2 separate regions of the Homo sapiens genome follow, and region 2 is linked to region 1. A link is a contact called in ENCODE Hi-C or POLR2A ChIA-PET data. All regions are on one chromosome and are shown on one strand. The core of a region is the stretch at or near the end of the contact, and the rest is flanking DNA. Distances in the headings are between cores, read along the strand shown.

The links. Hi-C counts contacts between places; a loop is a spot of excess contacts on that map. ChIA-PET counts read pairs that join two places held with the same protein, here RNA polymerase II (POLR2A). Pooled maps may share reads with other maps.
Region 2: a loop to region 1 is called in a pooled map, with 2.2 times the contacts of the local background. The contact joins two enhancer-like sites. A Hi-C loop is called at or near these places in 1 of 50 pooled maps. POLR2A ChIA-PET finds 5 or more read pairs at or near these places in 2 of 52 experiments (HepG2 and WTC11).

Annotation. Positions count from the first base shown.
Region 1 is chr16:50,496,173-50,499,297 of GRCh38, forward strand. No RefSeq gene overlaps it. Among named protein-coding and RNA genes, the nearest start is that of NKD1, 51 kb to the right of the region's middle. Within about 2 kb of position 1,604, at least 2 of the 41 ENCODE cell types and tissues checked have a DNase peak (open chromatin) inside an H3K27ac peak, as active enhancers do.
Region 2 is chr16:50,590,585-50,593,709 of GRCh38, forward strand. The region is part of intron 3 of NKD1 (NKD inhibitor of Wnt signaling pathway 1); the gene reads left to right. Among named protein-coding and RNA genes, the nearest start is that of NKD1-AS1, 22 kb to the right of the region's middle. Within about 2 kb of position 1,632, at least 11 of the 41 ENCODE cell types and tissues checked have a DNase peak (open chromatin) inside an H3K27ac peak, as active enhancers do.

The sequences.
Region 1 (3,125 bases), core at 354-2,853:
GCAGGAGAATTGCTTGAGCCCCAGAGGCGGAGGTTGCAGTGAGCCGAGATCGCGCCATTGCACTCCAGCCTGGGTGACAGAGCAAGACGCTGTCTCAAAAAACAAACAAACAGGCCGGGCGCGGTGGCTCACGCCTGTAATCCCAGCACTTTGGGAGGCCGAGGTGGGCGGATCACGAGGTCAGGAGATCGAGACCATCCCGGCTAAAATGGTGAAACCCCGTCTCTACTAAAAATACAAAAAATCAGCCGGGCGTAGTGGCGGGCGCCTGTAGTCCCAGCTACTTGGGAGGCTGAGGCAGGAGAATGGCGTGAACCCGGGAGGCGGAGCTTGCAGTGAGCCGAGATCCCGCCACTGCACTCCAGCCTGGGCGACAGAGCGAGACTCCGTCTCAAAAACAAAACAAAACAAAACAAAACAAACAAACAAACAAACAAACAAAAAAACAAACCCAGAAATGTGACCTCTAATGTTGGAGGTGGGTCTGGGAGGTGTGTGGGTCATGGGGGTGGATCCCTCATGAATGGCTTGGTGCTGTCCTTGTGGTAATGAATGAGTTCTCACTCTACCAGTTCCCGCAAGAGTTGTTTGTTTAAAAAGCACCTGGAACCTCTTCCTCTCTTACCGTATAACATGGCTGCTTCCCCTTTACCTTCTGCCATGATTGTAAGCTTCCTGAGGCTCTCACCAGAAATAGATGTGGGTGCCATGCTTGTACAGCCTGCAGAACTGTGAGACAAATAAACCTATTTTATTTTTCTTTTCTGTATTTTTTTTTTAAGTAGAGATGGGGTTTCATCATGTTTGCCAGGCTGGTCTTGAACTCCTGACCTCAAGTGATTCACCCGCCTCAGCCTCCCAAAGTGCTGGGATTACAGATGTGAGCCACCTCACCCGGCCTATTTTCTTTATACATAACTCAGCCTCAGGTATTCCTTTCTAACAATGCAAAGCTGACTGATATGGAATCTGGGTTAAGACACCCACTAAACCACCCATCCTGGTTGGGAAGGAGATCTTTGTATCAAGATATACCATAGGATCTTGGCTAGCCTGTGACATAACTTCTCTTAGGTCAGGTGACTGACTCTCAACCAATCACCTCTGGACAGATATAAGCCACCTGGGCTCCAGGGACAGATGGTCTCTTCTTTTTTCAGGAGGAGACTGTGAGCATGACAAGCCCCAGGACTGGCCTGTCCAGTAGAATGGATGCCTACTATTTGATGGGCCTTGACTGGGCGTGGGGGACAGGGAGGGCAGGATGACTTAGACATGGTTTCTGTTTAGGGAGCCCCCAGTCCAGCAGAGTCAACCGTCTTTTCTTCTCATAGCCCATGCAGGGGAACCCTAATTAGAGGCAAACACCCCTGACTGTTCCCACTCATCCCTGCAGTCTCAGGGGGGTGAACTGTGAATGCTCAAAGCCCATTATGGTGGTCAATGATTGGTTTGGGTCTGGACATGAGATTCGGCTTGGTCAATGGCTCCAAGGGGAAGTCTCCAAGCTAGGATCTGGGAAAGGAATTCCTCACCAATGAAACAGCACATGAGAGGAAATGCCTCATTTTGCTGAACTGTGTGGGATTGTCTGCAAAGACTGCAAGTGCAGTATGACTAGCGGCGGGGGGACCTGGTGGACATGGTGAGGACAGCATCTTTGATGATGTCACCTGAACCACAGAACAAACCCACCCCACAACAGCTCTGTCTCTGGGCTTGCAGTTATATGATGTGACTAACATTCCTATTTTGCAACAGCTATGAAGGAGGTCTCTGAAGCCTAATTGCCTGCTGTGTGACCTTGGGCAGATGCTTAACCTGTCTTGCCTTGGTTTCTTCATCTGGAAAGTGGACATAAAATAAGACCCAACTCATAAGGCTGCTAGGAGGTGTAAACATGTTTATATATGTGAAGGGCTTATAACAGTGCCTGGCACGCAGGAAATGGTGTACAAGTGTTGGCTGTTATTGAGTTCCCCTTTAAAAATAGATCTTAGGTAGACAGAACTGGATTAATCATGAGCCTTGATTCATGACATGCCACTGGGATATTTATTAAAATAACGAACACCCATGAACCCATCACTCAACTCAAGAACTAGAATATTGCCAATAGTGATTACTCCTCCATATGTGCTCCTCTCGAACTGGCCCCATGACCACCTCCCTGCATTTGCCCCTAAGATAAGCACGGTCCTGAATTCTGTGTTTCTCATTCCCTTGTATGGGTTTGTATAGTTTTATCACATGTAAATGTATATCCAGACAACGTATTGCTTTGTTTTGCCTGCTTTTGAGCCTCACAAAAAGGGTACACTCTACACAGTCTTCCGGGAGCTTTCCTTTCTGCAAAGACGCTTTTACTGGGTTTTCTGCTTCTCGCGGCTAAAGGCACTCCAATCACATAGCATCTTCTAGAAGGGAGGAAGAAAAGCCTACTTTCAACAGACAGAAACGCAAGTTAGATCTTTTCTTCTTTCCTGTTTCTTGCACTTCATTTGGCTATGGATCTGTTCTGGGTCTCCCAAGGGTCACTGCAGAAATGCCTTCCTTCTGAATTAGTGTGTGAGGGGGTTCATGTGCTCCTGGCTTGGCTGCCCTGCTGGCACGGGGTCCAGGTATGAGAGACCCTGCTCAGAGCCCCAAGCCACACGGAGAAGCCTCGGCCCCTGAGGAATTTTTCTGATGCTTTTGAATCTCCCCTGGGAATCATTTTCCCCTTTCCATCCCAAATATGGGCTGAGGCTCTGGAAGGCGTGGGAGAACTAATTTGACGTGAGTGTAAACACTTCCATGCCAGTGGAACCTTGGCCAGCAGGAATTCCAAGCCATCCAAGAATTCTGCCAACCTAGAGTTGGACTTTGGCTGGGACCCTCTGGTGTAGCTACTTTTAGCTGGGAACATTTTTTTCCCAGACTCTGGGAGGCCACACTTGAAGGATTACAATTTCCTCAACAAAGACCCCACGGTGACAAGGGGCATTTCTGCATTGAGTTAACCATTTACATGCCTGCCTCCCAAATTTCCCTGTTTTAGGGGGTGGCATCTACCTAATTGCTAAGACCCAGGGCTCAGGAGGCAAAGAAACCTGGCTCTACTTCTGGGTCTACCTCTTATTGAG
Region 2 (3,125 bases), core at 382-2,881, 94 kb after region 1:
CTCCCAGCAACTCCACAAGGCAGATATTATTATTTGCCCATCATACAGAGGAGGAAACTAAGGTACAAAGAAGTTTATTAGTTTGCCCAGCATCACACAACCTGTAGGTGACAGAGCCAGGACCCAAGCCTCAGGCCATGTGGGGGCATGGTCTGGGCCCCACACCACCTGGCAATGCCGTTTGCTCCTTTACTGCCATTATGAGTTTGTGGCCATTAGCATTAAGCCTTTTTTTTGTTGTTGTTGTTGTTGAGATGGAGTCTCACTTTGTTGCCCAGGCTGGAGTGCAGTGGCACAATCTCGGCTCACTGCAACCTCCACCTCCAAGGTTCAAGTGATTCTTCTGCCTCAGCTTCCTGAGTAGCTGGTAGCTGGGATTACAGGTGCCTGCCACCATGCCCAGCTATTTTTTTTTTTCAGTAGAGACGGAGTTTAACCTTGTTGGCCAGGCTGGTCTCGAACTCCTGACCTCAAGTCATCTGCCTGCCTCAGCCTCCCAAAGTGCTGGTATTACAGGTGTGAGTCACTGTGCCCGGCCAGAATGAAGCCTCTTTTTAAATTAACCTGATAATTCTTTTTTGAGGTACTGACTGTTAGGCTGAGGCTGATGGGGTCCTTCCTGGTGTTCCATGCAGGTAGATATTTGCCGTTTGTTCCTCAGCCTGTGAGCTGCGCTTCTCTCTCCATCTGTAGCCACTGTGGCTCCCCTGTGGGCAGGGTGTCTGGCGCTGGGAGGGTTGGGTGCTGGGTTGATGCAGAGTTGAGGGAAGCATTCACATCCACACTTTTCTTTCCTTCTCCTCAAAATACTTTTGCCTCCTGAGACAGACGGTACTGAGGACGGATCATTGGCTTTGCAAGTGGGCAGTGGCCCTTCTGGGTGGCCTGAAGACAGCAGAGGAGGAACGGAGCCTGGGGCCTGGCTGAATTGGCCCTCTCCTGAGCCTGTGGAGTCATGCTCTATTGTAGCAGTAAAGTCTTTGGAGATACCCTCTTGCCATGCTTCCTCTTTTTGTACAGATGAGGAAACTGAGGCAGACCACCCAGCTCCCAGGCTAGCATTTTTCCCTACCATAACCATTTGTTTCCCAGTGAGCTGGACTGAGAAGCTACAGCAAGACTTCAGAGGGTTTTGAGTTGATTGAAGCACGGAGCCAGTGAAGGCTGTGGAGCCAGGAAGGGGCCCTGTGAAAATAAAATGAGCGTGCGCCACCTGGGCTGGGGTGCGAGCCAGGGAGCTGGTGTGGCAATGCGTTCTCCAGGTAATTGACCTCAGGCTATATGCCTGGCTGAACCAAGAAATAGGTGGGGTGGCTGCCCGGGGATAGGCAGGAAAGCTGTGTGGGCGGGGGCCAAGCAACCCAAGGGGACCCTGTCTGCTTGTGTGTGGAACAACCTGGGCTGTGTGTGGGATGTGATGGCCTTGGTCTCAGATTGGAGAAGCCCATTGCACCTGCCCCATTTGCATTCTGGGCAGTGACTTGGCTGCCGCTGAGGACAGAGCTGGCTAAGGCCACAGGGAGACGCCAGGCCTGTGTTTTGAGCAGGGGCCAGGGCTGGATGCTGGAATAGGCAGCCGGCTCAGGTCCAGTCCACATTGGCCTTGGATCAATGAAAGCTGTCCCAAGGCCAGCGCGTTGCTGCTGCCGCCGCCTGGGGGCTGCTGGACTGGGCGGGGCCTTCTAAGGCCACTGTCCCCAAGTCACTGGCTCTGAGAACATTGCCAGCATGTCCTGGGCCCACTGGGGGTGGGTCCTAGCCCTGCCCCATGCCCTCCCCACTCCATGATTCATAGTTTCACTTGTCCCTGCCTGGCATCGCAGCCAGGATGGTTTTATCGATGCACAGAGAAAATACAGAGCCTGCAGAGAGGAGGAAGAGAGGGTTAGCGGTGTCCTTTTTTGTCTGCTATTTTATGTGTCGTTTTCCAGGCACCATGCCAGCTCTGTAAGGGCCTTCAGTAATGAGGGAGAAATGTACGGACCCTGTCCTCAACGAGTTTAGCCGGCTGGGGAGCCTGCAAGCCACAAGTAGTTGTCTCACAGAGCGCCAAAGGCTGCAAGGAGGATGCAGAGTGGGGCCCGCACAGAGCCCGGGGCTCCAGGGATGGCTTCTCTGAGACTGGAAGAATGAATTAGGAGGCAGCGAGAAGCAGCGAGTAGGGGAGCATCCTGCACAGAGGGTGGTGATGGGGAGGGGGAGGGGGCGGAATTGAAGGCATGGGCTGTGGGGGAGGGCTAGTGCAGAAGCGGGTGGAGACAGGCAGGGTCAGTTGTAGGGACGGCATCCCTGGTCCCTTTACCCAGGGCAGTTCCAGTCTCTCCCAACCTGGGTATGAACAGCACTCCCTTTGTCTCTCTAAAGTGTCCTGGTTAAGGCACTAGCATTATATGGGCAGTCCAGGTATAAGTACCTATGTTTATCTCACAAATAGGGAAACCAAGGCTCATGGAGAGTTTGTTGTGCAAGGACTTGGAACGAGGATGGAACCGAGTGGGGCCGGGAACTGTGCCTGCTTGACTGGAGAGCTCAGGCTCTCCCATCGCCCCACACCATCCTCCTTAGTGAAATTAAACATGTTCTCTGAGCATAGACTCTGCCCAGCCTCATGCCCAGGTGGCAAGGGTGAGGAGGAGCGAGTGAGCAGGACTCACTCACTGGCTTATGAGGAGAATAAGCTCACCCTGGCTTAAGCCAAAAGGGGAGATTTTGTGGTCCACGTCATTGAAAAATGTAGGGGAGGTACTAGCTTCAGGCACCATTTGATCCAGGGGCTCAAATGATGTCAGGACCCCTTTTGCATCCCCTCGTGGCTCTGTTTTCCTGGGTATTAGCTTTTTTCATAGCTAGAATTTCTCTGTGAGGTGGTAAAGTGCTCTCAGTAGGGTCAGGCTCTCAGCTCACATCTCACCAAAGTCAACAGAGAGAAAGAAGATGTCCTGGGGTTGCCTCTCCTTGGCATAGCTTGGGTTGTGTGCCCGGCCCTGACCAGTCCCCATGGCTGGCGTGGTGCGAAGCTCTTACTGGGCAGGCCTGGGTCATGTGCCCTCCCTGGTGGTTACGGGGAGAAATCAGCCTGCCCACACCATGTGGGTGAGAGGAATGGAGGGGCAGGGTTTCCAGAT